4 separate regions of the Homo sapiens genome follow, and all the other regions are linked to region 2. Evidence: chromatin contacts called from ENCODE Hi-C or POLR2A ChIA-PET data. All regions are on one chromosome and are shown on one strand. The core of a region is the stretch at or near the end of the contact, and the rest is flanking DNA. Distances in the headings are between cores, read along the strand shown. Region 1 overlaps KLF12 (KLF transcription factor 12). Region 2 holds the start of KLF5 (KLF transcription factor 5). Region 3 overlaps KLF12 (KLF transcription factor 12). Region 4 has its middle 16 kb from the start of LINC00393.

Region 1 (3,328 bases), core at 241-2,740, 710 kb after region 2:
CTCAGGGTTTTTGGTGAATGAAGAGTTTGGGCTGGAAAGGAACTCTATCAATATTTATTTCGAACTGTCCAGAGGAAAGGAAGACCGCATAGTCCAGTTAGCAGGTATGTACTCTGTATAGAGAAGTAGGACTAATTCTCTTAATTTTAACATAAGCCCTATTAAAGTTTCCCGTAAGACCTACAAATACTCATATTAGACTGTATACTCACCAAGGAAACTTTTGATTATTCATTCGATTGCCCCGGACCCTTGATACTGGGGACGGATGTACCCTGTAGACAGAGAAGAATAATCCAGTCATTGAAAAAGCATATTCCCAATTGCAAATTTAAAAAAATGGCATGTTTTATAAATAATTTCTTTTAGAATTGCTTAATACAAAATCCCCAGAACTTGAACCCCTCTTAGTAAATGATGCAATTAAATTCCTACGCCTGCAAATCTGTGGTCCTTTTTTCCTTCTTAACCACTCTCAAGACAACAGGTCTGTCATAATGTTCACTCTGAAGACTCCCAGAGGCAGGACTGATGCATTCATTCAGTCCAACAAAAGTGACTGAATACCTAACCCTTGCCAGGTACAAGGGTGGGTAAAAGTTATCTAAGGTATGGTGCCTGAGTTCAGTGAGCCCTCTTTGTACCTGTTCCCATGAGGGTGGGCACAAAGAGGTGTCTAAGTGCCCTCTCCTTCACTCTACCACATTTAAAACTCTAGGAAGCAAACAACGTTATTCAAATGTGCTGTGACAGAATCTGCAGGCACAGGGAAGGAAGGAAGGGTGAACAGGTACTCCTAGGAGGAGTACATTCTGGAAGTGATGTGCTACACTGGACTTTGAAGAAAGTAAAGTCAATTCAAAATTTTAGCCAGATAAAGGAGAAGTGAAGAATATATTGCTTTCCAAGCTTCCAGGATTGGACTTATCCACTGGAAACAGCTTAAAGCTTCCGGGAACTGCTGTTATCTTCTAATCAAAGCCTAGCTAGTAAACCTCCGCCTCTTTGTGGGTCACTAACCGGCAAAACAATACGCCCTACTTCCGGCTGCCAGCTTCCTGTTATGGTCTGTCTTTAGCCAGGATTTGTGAGATCCAAGCAGTCTTAGCTTGTATTACCTTCACCCTTTATGCTTCATACATTGCTCTTATTTACAAGAAAAAAAATGGGGATATAAAACTGGTCTTAAAGTCCAGTTAGAACCAAGGTTTGTAAGAAACCCAGTTCTCTGTAGTTGTTTAATAAGTGAAAATCATTCCAAAACAGATAATGCAGTTCCAGCCCCGCCTAAGGGCCAACTGCAGTCTTTCCCTAAACCCAGAGCCAGACTGCACTTTGCACTCGGAAGGCTTATTTCTTCCAACATCCCTTATTAACATTCTTTTCCTCACAGCGCTTCTCAATGGCTGCTGCAGCTGAGCTGCTCAGCACAGATTTTCTGCTCGGCATGGGGGAGGGGGTGTTAATTATGCAGAAAGATGGAGAGAGGCCAGACAGCCCCTCTGGTGAACTGTCTCATTCAAGCACGGCCCACTTCCTGCTGTTTTGCAGCTACAAGGATCACCTGTTGGTCTCGGCGTCCAGCCAAACTGGGGCCTAGTGGAAATGACAGACTCAGCTAGAAATGAAAGCCAGTTCATAATCCAGTATCCTAAATTGGACAAAGAGGGGGAAAACGCAATAATAGTACATAAAAATTATACGAAAGGCAGCAAGCGTAATTTTTTCCTCTTTTATTCTTTTACTTTTTTACTTTCTGTCTGCTTGAAATACAATCCTTAAAATGGATATTTGAGCCAAAAAAGTTCTCCCCAGTTAAAGCCCCCTGACCTAAGAGGAAGTGCAGGAAATTCTCCTGAACTTTCCCTATACCCTCACTGGGGTATCAGAATCCTAACTATTTAAATAAAGTTTAATCAGCCCCAAATACTCACAGTTCTTTAATTTGTTCTCTATCTTTTACACATTTACTTTTTATATTGTCCCCTCCTTAACCCTAGGAGTACAAAGAAACTATTTCATCATGAAAATTCCACTGGGTGAAGTTTAATGACAGAAGTATTCTCTTATTGATGCTGTTTATTGCATATATTAGTGAAGAAAAAGAGAGTCTGTTTAATCCATAATTACAACATTGTCTAGGTATTTGTATCTTTTAGGAAAATTTCACTGATCCATAGATCAAATACTGCAAATGGAGAATTTCTATAATGGTTTAGCAGTCTCAGGAAAAGAATTCCTTAGGAAAGTCTTTGGAAAAGAAGTCCTGATTGTGTATATGAACAAATAATTACAAGGTTTCCTAAATTAAAAAGGTAAATCAACAAAGCTTTATTTCTGTCCTCAAAGGGAATAAGTACACTGATAACTTGGCACATACTTCATCTGATAAAGTAGACCATAAGCCTTGCACTTCACCAACCCCCTATATATTATTTCTTCAAAAGGATATGGCATGTTTTTTTGAGCTCAGTCTTTAACCTGTGACACTTTTTGCCATCTTCTGCCTTCTTTCCACATATAGAAGCCAGGCAGGTAGCAACGTCAAAACCTCTGTAGGAGAAACCACCACCTAATCTGCATGTCATGCATTATTCATGACCTCCTGATTCTTGCACCTGCATCTAGGCAGGAAGCTTGCAGGGAATGTTCATTATTCTTCCCTTAGCCTCACACAGGCTCGATTACTGCTAAGCCACTTTGTTCTGTAACTAAGGGGTTCAGGCCTTAGTACTAACTGCTGGATGTGGAAAGAAAAAACACCACGCTGAACAAAAGGGCAATCTTGGTTGTTGTGTAACATGTATTGAATGTGCTCTTCTGAGACTGACAGTTTGTCAGGTAGAAATGCTCACATTTGGTGATTTACATTACATAGAAAACAGGGAAGCTATACCATTAGGGCCATGTGTACCAACTGTTCTATTTATATACACTTACTCATCTGGAGCAGAGAGCATGTTTATAATTTTACCCAGTGCAGAGCTTAATTTAGCTTTCTTGCTAAGCATATGAGAACTTTTTAGATGACTTAATACAAAAACGGCTCTTTCTTCTTTGGGTATAAGCACCAAAGAACCTGACTCTCAAAACCTTGCATCTTAATGACTGCCATTTATAGTTAATCAAGAGAATACCATCACTCTGGTTTTCAATGTTTTCATAAACCTACCTGAGTGGCACCCCCTGGTGACTGGAGGTGGGATGCAACATCTTGATTCCCAACACAAATCATCAGCACTCATGAATTGCTGGGGGAAGGATACTGGTCCCACTTTACTATCTGCACCACAGAAAAGCTGTGATAACTTAATGCAATCTTATCATC
Region 2 (3,185 bases), core at 118-2,617:
TTTGATAGATACACTCTTTGAAGTGAACGTTTTTATCCAAGACTTTTTTTTAAAGCTGTTTTACTCTGAAGTGATGAATAGGCTGTGGTATATGTAAAACTGTCTAATGGTATATTGTGTGTCAACATATGTACATTTGTAGTAATATCACAGGCATTTTTATTGCAGTTTATTGTTCCGTCCTCCCAATAAGCCAGATAAAATCATGTACAAGAACATTAAGGATTAAGGGAAGTGGTTTCCTTAGGTGATTGCTGGCAAAAATTCACCCTCCCATTATAACAACATAGTAAATGGATGGTAATATATTTGGCTATTACTTTCCAACAAATTTGGATTCCCAGTTTTCAGAGCTGCTCTGTGTCTATGTTTGCGGCTTTTTGATTGTCTCTTCGTAGGAAAAGGTGCCACAATGTGAGGTAAATGTGCTAGGTTTCTGCTTTGTAAATATTAAAGTCCATTTTTTGAACATACAGTGCTAGCAAAAATAAGTCAAAGATGTAATGTCTATTTAAATACACGTTTGAGCTAGTCGTGCTTAAATTAGATTCCATGCTTCGGCTAGAATCAACACGGCTTAAATATTAGAAACTTCAAAATTCATATGGCCCAAGCCCTCCTCCCCACACACGGATGGGAAGTAGAAATGTGTGGGAAAACGTCTAGCAATTAAAATCCTGAAGGAGTGGGAAAAACCCAGGCTTTTATGCAAGGATCTGAAAAAACGCTTGCCATCAAATCTTTTATTCAGGCATTCTGAATTTGCCTTGTTAAACGGATACACTCACTGCTAAAGATACACAGGGACAAGAGCTGTTTTAAATTTGTTTATCACACCGCCCCTAGTTTTCTGCTAAAGAGAAGTACATTTTGGATATTTAAAAGTACACACTCATTAGACAAATCTCTAAAAGCCTCAGCGCCCCTACCTAGCTGCCTTCTGGGTTTCAGCTTTTGAGTTTCAGGTCCTTGCACAACACCTAAGACGTGCAATACTCTTTTTCTTCCTAATCCTGGCAGAGAACAGTGCGAAGAGATCTCCCTCCGCGTCTCCACCCTAATTCCCCCTCTTCCCAGATTCCACCCGCTCCGCTACTTCCCTCCGCCCCCGGCTCCGCCAGCCCAATCTGTCAGAGAAGTTGTGTACAAACTGCGCGGCCGCCCTGCGCGCGAAGCTCGTGGCCCGAGAGGGGTGCGGTCGGGCCGACGGAGGCGGGGCCCTGGCTGCCTCTCTCCCTGCTCATAGGCTGGCCGCTCAGGCCTGGCCGGCCTCGGGGCCTCGGGATTCGCGGCGGCGCTGCCAATCAGGCGATCGGGCCCCGCCCCCCCGGAGTTGGGTGAAATAGAGGCGGGCGTCAAGTGTCAGTAGTCGCGGGGCAGGTACGTGCGCTCGCGGTTCTCTCGCGGAGGTCGGCGGTGGCGGGAGCGGGCTCCGGAGAGCCTGAGAGCACGGTGGGGCGGGGCGGGAGAAAGTGGCCGCCCGGAGGACGTTGGCGTTTACGTGTGGAAGAGCGGAAGAGTTTTGCTTTTCGTGCGCGCCTTCGAAAACTGCCTGCCGCTGTCTGAGGAGTCCACCCGAAACCTCCCCTCCTCCGCCGGCAGCCCCGCGCTGAGCTCGCCGACCCAAGCCAGCGTGGGCGAGGTGGGAAGTGCGCCCGACCCGCGCCTGGAGCTGCGCCCCCGAGTGCCCATGGCTACAAGGGTGCTGAGCATGAGCGCCCGCCTGGGACCCGTGCCCCAGCCGCCGGCGCCGCAGGACGAGCCGGTGTTCGCGCAGCTCAAGCCGGTGCTGGGCGCCGCGAATCCGGCCCGCGACGCGGCGCTCTTCCCCGGCGAGGAGCTGAAGCACGCGCACCACCGCCCGCAGGCGCAGCCCGCGCCCGCGCAGGCCCCGCAGCCGGCCCAGCCGCCCGCCACCGGCCCGCGGCTGCCTCCAGAGGACCTGGTCCAGGTAGGAAGAGCCGCTCCCCTCCCACCGCAGCACTCCCGGGCTCGGGCGTGTCCCGTTGCTGCGACTCGCGGGCGACAGGGGCCGCTCCAGGCTGGGGCGTGCGTCGGGGCGCACCGGAGCCGGTGCTGGGTGGGCAGCCCCGCCCTGCACGCCTGGCCGGGGCCCCGCGTTTCGCTGAGAGTAAATGGGGGGGGGGGCCGGGGGTGGGAAGGATGGAGGGGAATCTGCCCCGGCGGGTCGGCCTGGGAGAGGTAAGAGGGAGGGAACTGGGTGCTCACGCGCACCTTAGTTGTTTTTCTTACACTTGAGGGACGAAACCTTGTACCTTACGCTCAGTTTTACTTAAATTACGCCTTCGCCTGTACCGCTCTCCAATGCCAAGGCATTGGAGCCCTCCCCCCCATCCCCATCGTCTCGGGTTAAGTAGAAACGCAAATTGGGGTGCTGGGGAGAGGTTCCCCAAGGTTTCATACCCGGTGGCTCAACCTGCTTTAGAAGCGATTGCGGGCCGCGTTTGGAAAATGAGAGTTAGGAAAGCTAAGGTTGTGTCGGAGCGCTTATTTTTCCTTAAAAAAAAAAAAAAAAAAAAAAGACCGGGGGTGTTGTTTTCTTCGTGTGCACGTAAATTTCCTCCCGGAGCCGCGTTGAAAGCTGGCAGTTGGCTTTTACACTTGCCCAGCAGCCGAATTAGAGCAACCGCCTGTTTCTTTCGCCCACGCAGGGAGTCATATAGCCCAGAAAAAACTTCCCGGGACTTTTAGCCTGTCCCAAGGAAAAAAAAATTGGAAACATACCCACATGCAAACAGCTGGAAGAGCTAAAATCAGAAACCACTAACCGCCGCGGGAGCGCAGTGCACGAAAGGGTTTAGTTCAGTTTATTTCAAGACACTTCATTTAGTAGCTCTTTGGCGTGTCGTATATTTGCTACCCAGCGCCTACTCCGTGGGGTCTGCCAGGGTCTTGCTGTGAGAGGGCAGTGGCGTTTGTCAGAGATGTGACTCACATGATGAGAGCGTTAATTTTTATTTTTAAATCATGTCTATCCGGGAAACCCCGTCCGCATCCACACCAAGGTCCGAGATGAAACGCATTTGAAATGAAGTAGTAGCAGAAAATGACTGTCTTATTTACCTGTTAAGGTGCCACAGCTAATATATGCGCCATTCCATCTAGTTGGTTTTCTTATCTTTCGAAATTTCCTTTTCAGTGTTAAAAAATGTAGGCTTAAGTTA
Region 3 (3,241 bases), core at 190-2,689, 930 kb after region 2:
ATCCTCCTTTTCCTCATATTATGTTTTCTCTTTCCTAAACTCTCAATCACAAATCCCTGAGGCCACAAAGCCCTGGCCCCAGCCTGACTGGTCTATGGCATTATAGACAGGCAGTCAAGATCCCAAATCCAGGGAGCAGAGTGGCCTCAACCACAACAGACAGCAGTAACTGAGTCAAGTACCATATGAAAAAGCAAGAAGAGGCCACAAATAATCTTGCAGGTTCTCAGAGTCGTGCAGAATTCATAAGCAGTGAATCCAGGCAGGTGGTATTCTAGGGCAGATGAGCCTTCCTCATGTGGAGACGTCCATTCATGTGACAGCACTGTCCTCTCCACTACAAGGGTGGGTCCCAGGAGCAGTGCTTCAGACAGAAATGGGAAAATCAAGGAAAGAACAGGAACCAACAGAGGTCTATAATCCTCTATAAGATCCTCGGGTGGGGAGGACAGCAAGCAGGTAGAGCTGCAAGTGAAATGGCAGAGAAGAGGCAAGGAAAGACTTGGTGGTGGATTTGAACTATCTCAACTACATGTCTACATTTTCAGAACTGTCTTCCCTGCAGCATGCCATCATTTTTGGGTTATAAGAGCCACCCTGGCGGGACTCGGGGCAGTAGTGAAGCACCTGCCGCATGCATCTCACACTGGGAAGGTGCAGCTCACACACACTGTCGCCTATGTGCCTGCTCTCCTCGCTGGCACAGGGAAGCGGCTGGTCCACGGGATTGCCTTCATCTGCTTATTTTATTCATAGGCCATGACGCGTCTTGCTCAGGGAAGGGTGCCAGCTTCTCCCACAGTTCCCTGGCCTCTCTGAAGTTAGAGGCTTATGATCAGTGAGGGTCTATGTGGACTGGCATGTGCCCTTGTACATCCAGTGTGGCCTTCCTCTCCTGCGCTCCACTCTCATCCTTCCTTCCCGACTGCTAGCCCTGGTGATTTCAGCTCTGGCGCCAAATATATAGAAGCAACAGCCATATATAATGTGCTTAACTAGTTCCTACCATCATAGGAGGTCAAGTCCTTTTAAGTCCCATATTCGGCACCTTTCCCCTCATTCTGTTTCTCTTTTCACACCCCAACTGATACAGAATTTGGCACCAGAACTAGTTCCAGAAAAACAAAACGTTACGGATTCCTCCAGTTTGAAGATGAACTGTAGCTGATGCTGTTTTCCAGAAATGTTCACTACAGTATCTCCAGTCACATGTGCTCTTCCAGAATGTTTCCACTCTCCCATCAAGGGGTGGGGGATATGTCCCCTCCTTTTGAATTAATGAGCCTGTCTTTATAATCACCTGGATGAACAGAATATGGGGGAAATCACATGGCATCACTTCCAAGGGTGACACAGCTTCTGCCTGGTGTTATCCCCCCACCCACCTTCCCCAGTGCGCAGCTTTACTGTTAAGGAAGCCTTGGCCACATGAAGGCGTTGCAGCCAACAGACTGGCTGAGAGCCAGCACTAACTGGAAAACATGTCGACGAGAGTCTTCATGATTGCAGTCATCCGCCTTTGAACCTCAGCAGCCACTGAGCAGAGCAAGGAGAAGCCGACTCCACCAAGTCCTACCCAAGTAGCCACTTCAAGAGCAAAACACATACTGCTTTTGCTTTAAGCCACTAACCTGGGATGCTCTGTTTTGCAGCAATGGATGATGAAATCGTGGTTGTCACAAGGTGCCCAGATTCCAACTCTCAGTTAAAAAGGACACTCAACTCTCAGTTAAAAAGGAACACCTACCCTTCAATTTGAGTGCACATGATTGAAAACAGGGAAAGGGATTACTCACGGCAGAAGGGTGCAAGGCCGACAACCAGTGATTATCACAGTGTGCAACATTAGAAGGAGGCTTTAAACCAGGCTCAGGGTCCCAAACCCCAGACTCTGTGTAACTACCATCCCCTTTTTACTTACAGTCCTGGCTCTAACGACTCTCCATGTGTTTGCTCTCAATCTTCCAGCTTCTCATTGTCAAGCGGCCTTTCATTTTCCCCTAGATGCCAGCTATTAGCACTCTAAATTAAAGGAGTCATCCCTGAGATGTGAAGCTATTAAAACTGCAAAAGGCCCCTCTCACAGATTTTGCTCCCCTTAGACTCTCTGCTGTGTGAAGACGGATGAAAAGAAAAAGCTATACAGAACTTTTCCTCACTTTGATAACAAAAACAATCAAAAAAATTCCCCCAGAAAAAGTTCTTTGAAATCTAAAGGATCTCACTACCCTGAAAGAGGCAACAGCCCTAGCCTATCTGTTAATTTCAATAGATAGCTGCTGGCTAGGTATTAACTAAACTTTAAATACAGCTCCGGAGCCACAGCTGCAAGAGATACAGGATGTCTTAGTAAGTGTATGGGTTGTAAGTAAGTGCATGCTATCACCTCAAGAGCTTTTAACGAGATAACCAAACATGTTTCCTGAAACTAGATTTCAGTTTTATCAGATACGCTACAAATAACAACATTCAAAAACAAAGGAAAATTTGTTAGGCCAAAAGGTCTGATGAATTCTAAAAGTAGTTCATCTAGCTTTGAAGGCACATAAAACCATAGTATCACCATGTGAAACTGTGGTAAACAATCTACTGTTTGCAAAAAATTAGATATTTATTAGATTTTTTATAATGGGAAATTTTAATATTATCACTTGCTTCATTTAGCTGCAAAAGTGATTTGAATGGACTTTTTTCTTCCAATCACAAGAAGGAAGAAAATTATATTTTGATTGACATAAATCATAATTTGCTTGACTATTAATGGAATTAGCAAAATGAGAATTCTTTCAAAATTCCCAACCACATGTTTATGACAAAGGTAACATGTACCTGCAATCACAGTCACTTACGTTTTTGAAAACCTGTGGCTGGCAGAGTAATGGCCCCCTAAAGATGTCCATGTCCTAATCCCTGAAATCTGTTAGGTTACATGGCAAAGGGGAATGAAAGTCACAGATGGAATTAAAGTTGCTAATCACCTGACCTTAAAATAAGGAGATCATCCTGGATTATCTAGGATAGGCCAAAGTAATCACAATAGTCCTTAAATGTGAAGGAGGGAGGTAGAAGGGGAGAACCAGAGAGATGGCAGTACCAGAAGGACTTGGCCCAAAGCTGCTGGAGTTGAATGGACCAAGGAACCTGAGTAGGCTCTAGAGGCCGGTAAGGAAATGGAATCAGTCCTAGGACCTCCAGAAGGGAATATAATCCTCCCAATACTTTGAGTTTAGCCCAGTGAGAC
Region 4 (3,542 bases), core at 170-2,669, 620 kb after region 2:
AAATATCACGTTCACTTTCCAGGAGATGGAAGAGGAGATGGCCCGAAATGCCTTGCATAGCAATGATATTTATACAAGGGTCTTTGCTTTAGGTCTGATGGAGAACTTAGGAGTCAAGGTCAGTTGTTCTGAGAGAGGTAGAGGGACTGAGTCACCATACACTTGCTCCTTCACTCCAGCGCATGAAACAAAGTTACTCCTGCAGTCTTGGGGAGGAAGCACAGAGGGGCAGAGAGTGGCAGGAATGAATCCTCCGGAATTTATCCTCCTGCGGAGTAAAGTTCTTTCTCTCTATGACCAAGAGGAGGCAGGAATGATAACAAGCCCTTCCTGAAGGCTGCCTTTGTGCCAGGCTCCACACTGAGCCCCTCTGTGAGCTTCATGCATGTTACCCTGTGCACGTCTCACAACACCTGGGGAAGCAGTGTTTTTACCCCATGTGTTAAGATACATCTTCTCCAGCAAGGCATTTACAGGAATCACTCTGCTAGCCAACTGAATAACCAATATCTAAAACCACTTCCACCTGGTCTTAGAGTGAATGATCTTTCCACCGCACTAACACTTTAAATATCAGACTTCAACCTTCTGTCAACAAAGACGAAGGCTGTAGCTCTACCAACATATTTCAGCAACAGTTTCTCTCTTAAACTCTCCATCCTAAAAATGCTCACAGTTACAACATTCTGCCTAGTTCATTTGGTACACCTGGAGAAGAATCCATTTTCAATTTTGGTGGAAAGTCTTATTTTTTTTTTCTCCCTCATGGAGTCAAAAATGCCATCATCACGTTATTTATCATTAACTGACTGAGGCCACTCTCAATCTTCTATACATTTGCCTCAAACATGCATATCTGTGAACTGATGCCAATAGGCCAGTGACATTTTCTAAAATCTAAGGCAGAGAAAGCTTACATCCATTGCATTCTAGAGAAGGGGAACTATAAGAAATCTAATGGGGGAGCCCTTCTTTAGTTGATAAGGTAGTGAAGAGATGCCAAACACTAGGGCCTGCGTGGAGCTTTATGGAGCAGTTAACCTTGAGACTTACCTGTATGTAAAGATAAAACTGCAACTTCTAGTTAACAGATTTATTGAGCTTTACAAATACTTTGGTTTCACTCTTTGTGCTTTTATCTACTTCTGGACTTTATTACTGTTTTCTGTCCAGCTATAGTCTTTATATACACAGACTGCCAGAGATTAAACAGTGAAAAGAAGTCAAAAGATTTCCTTTGTCATCTTGCACGTCCTTAAGGTTTTAATAGACAGGCATACCTTCCACTGATTAGAAATTCACAGAAGATACCACCCCCTCCCCCACATGGATGACAAGCATTTTATGAATCACAATCCTCAGATAAGGGACAAGAAAACATCACCAGAGTGGCTCCCCAAGGTTTTGGTGAAAAATAACTTGCCCACATTTAGCAGTTCATTACGCATACACAACATCTAAGTAAATACTTCATGTGACACAGCCAGTATATTTGTGGATAAATACGTCACAGTTAAACATCATATAAAAGAGACTATTGTTTTGGATGTATGTGAATAATGACACAGCCACATCCGTGTAGAAGATGAAGCAAAAATAAAAATAAAAAAGGAAATGCCAACATTTTTTCAGGCCCCATCTGTGCTGAGTGATTCTAATATTACGGAATCCTTCACAAAAGACAGGAAATGACAATCTTAAAGTAAAAATACATGAATATTGGAAGCAGAAAGAAAACACCAATGAATGGTGTGAGGAGGGTGGCCTGTTCACACTTGCCCTAGCTATGAGGAAGTATTGCATAAAGTCATTCCTTCTTGCTCCTCTAGTGCTGACTGTCACAGGGGCAAGTTACCAATCCATGTGAATGCTATGACTTCAGAAAAAACATTTCTGACTAGAAAATTAAGTTTCTCATTTACAGTTCTACCTACTCAGCAAGAGCGATAGGCAACTTTTGTTTTTTTTACTGGAAGAAAACAATTTATTTCCTGATTGCGGTGAATTCTGTATACCAGAAGCCATTGCGAGTTTCAAAATTCTTTATCATGTTTCAAAAATCCAATCCATAATCAAATAATCAAATGAAAGCCATTTAAAATAGAGACTTATATGGGAGGTATGGTATCAATTCAGCACTTTCCTAATGTAAATTTGTCCTAAGGATTTTCTTCTGAAAGATGTAAAAGTGTTAAAGTCAAATAAATGAAATGTGTTTTGTTTCTTTAATTAGGGTAAGACTTTGTGGATTGAAATAATGAGATAGTAATCTGGTGTTAATCAGTGTGGTCACTGGCAGAGAGTTAGATCAGAAACTTTCGGATACAATACAGGACTTTCATACGTAGTCATAAAGTGTATAGACAGGGAAATTCCAGTGAAAGGTTACAATTTGATAAGCCTCCCACTGATAATTTTGACATGTGAATATATTTTAAATTATCAATTATTTTATTATGCTTATTTAAGGAAACAATATGTTTGTGTGGGTGCCTCTAAAATATAACTTAGTTTTCAAAAAATTTACTAGAACATCCGTTTTTAGAAATAAAAATACCACTAACTCTGTATTGCCTAAATAATAAAGTCCAAATTCCATAATTTAGGTTTATGTTATTTTATTTTGAGACAGGGTCTTGCTTTGTGGTCCAGGCTGGAAGGTAGTGGTGTGATCATAACTCACTGCAGCCTTGAACTCCTGGGCTCAAATGATCTTTCCACCTTAGCCTCTCAAACAGCTGGGATTATGGGCCTGCACCTCCATGTCCACCTAATTTTCTTTTTAGTTTTTGTAGAGATGGGGGTCCCAACATGTTGCCCAGACTGGTCTTGAACTCCTGGGCTCAAGCAATCCTCCTGCCTTGGCCTCCCAAAGTGCTGGGATTATAGGCATGAGCCAGCACACGTGGCCAGAATTTAGCCTTTAGATCTCTGTAATCTAATTAGAAAGTACACTTCCAACTTTATTGTTTCTATTCTCCTTATTAAATCTTATCTATTATTTGAATCATTTATGTAGCTATCAAATATTTTTTGAGTGCTTAATACATGCCAGGATCTGTGGATTCGAAGATGAACAAGGCACAATTTCTACTTTCAAACAGCTCACAATCTAGCAAAGAAGATAACTACTTAGCGTCTTACAAGGGCAATATTTGTGGTGTGTTTAAGGTCCAAGAGGAAATGCTGATCACTTCTTGGCTAGATGGATGATGGATTCAGGCAGGATTTCACAGGGAAGGTAAAGATTAATTTAGAATTCACCAGGTAGACACATAGAAAAGGGTGTTCAAGGCAGGGGAACAGTATGGGCTGAGGCATAAGAGTTTGAGACAGGAATGTGGGTTTGTTCAAATACGGATGTTTGACTATTGCTGGAAAACAGAGAACAGGGATTTGCCATCTTCCAAATGCTGTTCATCCATTCATTCCTTTTTCATGGCTTATTCTGCTGTTTCTCCAGATCAAAGTGGACAATGTTGGTTGCTTATGGGAACCTAATGTCTTTGACAGGACCTGGGACCTGATTTCTCAACCTTGGC

Evidence for each region. Hi-C counts contacts between places; a loop is a spot of excess contacts on that map. ChIA-PET counts read pairs that join two places held with the same protein, here RNA polymerase II (POLR2A). Pooled maps may share reads with other maps.
Region 1: a map with no recorded cell type shows a loop between it and region 2 (16-fold over the local background). The contact joins the enhancer-like site here to the promoter of KLF5 in region 2. A Hi-C loop is called at or near these places in 1 of 37 single-sample maps with no recorded cell type and 8 of 50 pooled maps. POLR2A ChIA-PET finds 5 or more read pairs at or near these places in 4 of 52 experiments (CD4-positive, alpha-beta T cell, MCF 10A, Panc1 and 1 more).
Region 3: a map of naive thymus-derived CD4-positive, alpha-beta T cell shows a loop between it and region 2 (6-fold over the local background). The contact joins the enhancer-like site here to the promoter of KLF5 in region 2. A Hi-C loop is called at or near these places in 1 of 168 maps with a recorded cell type or tissue (naive thymus-derived CD4-positive, alpha-beta T cell) and 4 of 50 pooled maps. POLR2A ChIA-PET finds 5 or more read pairs at or near these places in 1 of 52 experiments (activated naive CD4-positive, alpha-beta T cell).
Region 4: a loop to region 2 is called in a map of endothelial cell of umbilical vein, with 6 times the contacts of the local background. The contact joins the enhancer-like site here to the promoter of KLF5 in region 2. A Hi-C loop is called at or near these places in 1 of 168 maps with a recorded cell type or tissue (endothelial cell of umbilical vein). POLR2A ChIA-PET finds 5 or more read pairs at or near these places in 2 of 52 experiments (CD8-positive, alpha-beta memory T cell and MCF 10A).

The regions. Positions count from the first base shown.
Region 1 is chr13:73,764,726-73,768,053 of GRCh38, forward strand. It overlaps KLF12 (KLF transcription factor 12), which reads right to left. Exons shown (of 8, transcript NM_001400136.1): 6 at 213-275. Among named protein-coding and RNA genes, the nearest start is that of LINC00393, 100 kb to the left of the region's middle. RefSeq lists enhancers at 1,266-1,766, 2,760-3,328. Within about 2 kb of position 1,491, at least 33 of the 41 ENCODE cell types and tissues checked have a DNase peak (open chromatin) inside an H3K27ac peak, as active enhancers do; they include CD4-positive, alpha-beta T cell, where a contact is called at or near this core.
Region 2 is chr13:73,057,638-73,060,822 of GRCh38, forward strand. KLF5 (KLF transcription factor 5) reads left to right here and starts at 1,368. Exons shown (of 4, transcript NM_001730.5): 1 at 1,368-1,951. The coding sequence starts at 1,691. RefSeq lists silencers at 1,112-1,721, 2,042-2,131.
Region 3 is chr13:73,983,657-73,986,897 of GRCh38, forward strand. The region is part of intron 2 of KLF12 (KLF transcription factor 12); the gene reads right to left. Among named protein-coding and RNA genes, the nearest start is that of KLF12, 150 kb to the right of the region's middle. Within about 2 kb of position 1,440, at least 3 of the 41 ENCODE cell types and tissues checked have a DNase peak (open chromatin) inside an H3K27ac peak, as active enhancers do.
Region 4 is chr13:73,675,717-73,679,258 of GRCh38, forward strand. No RefSeq gene overlaps it. Among named protein-coding and RNA genes, the nearest start is that of LINC00393, 16 kb to the left of the region's middle. Within about 2 kb of position 1,420, at least 6 of the 41 ENCODE cell types and tissues checked have a DNase peak (open chromatin) inside an H3K27ac peak, as active enhancers do; they include endothelial cell of umbilical vein, where a contact is called at or near this core.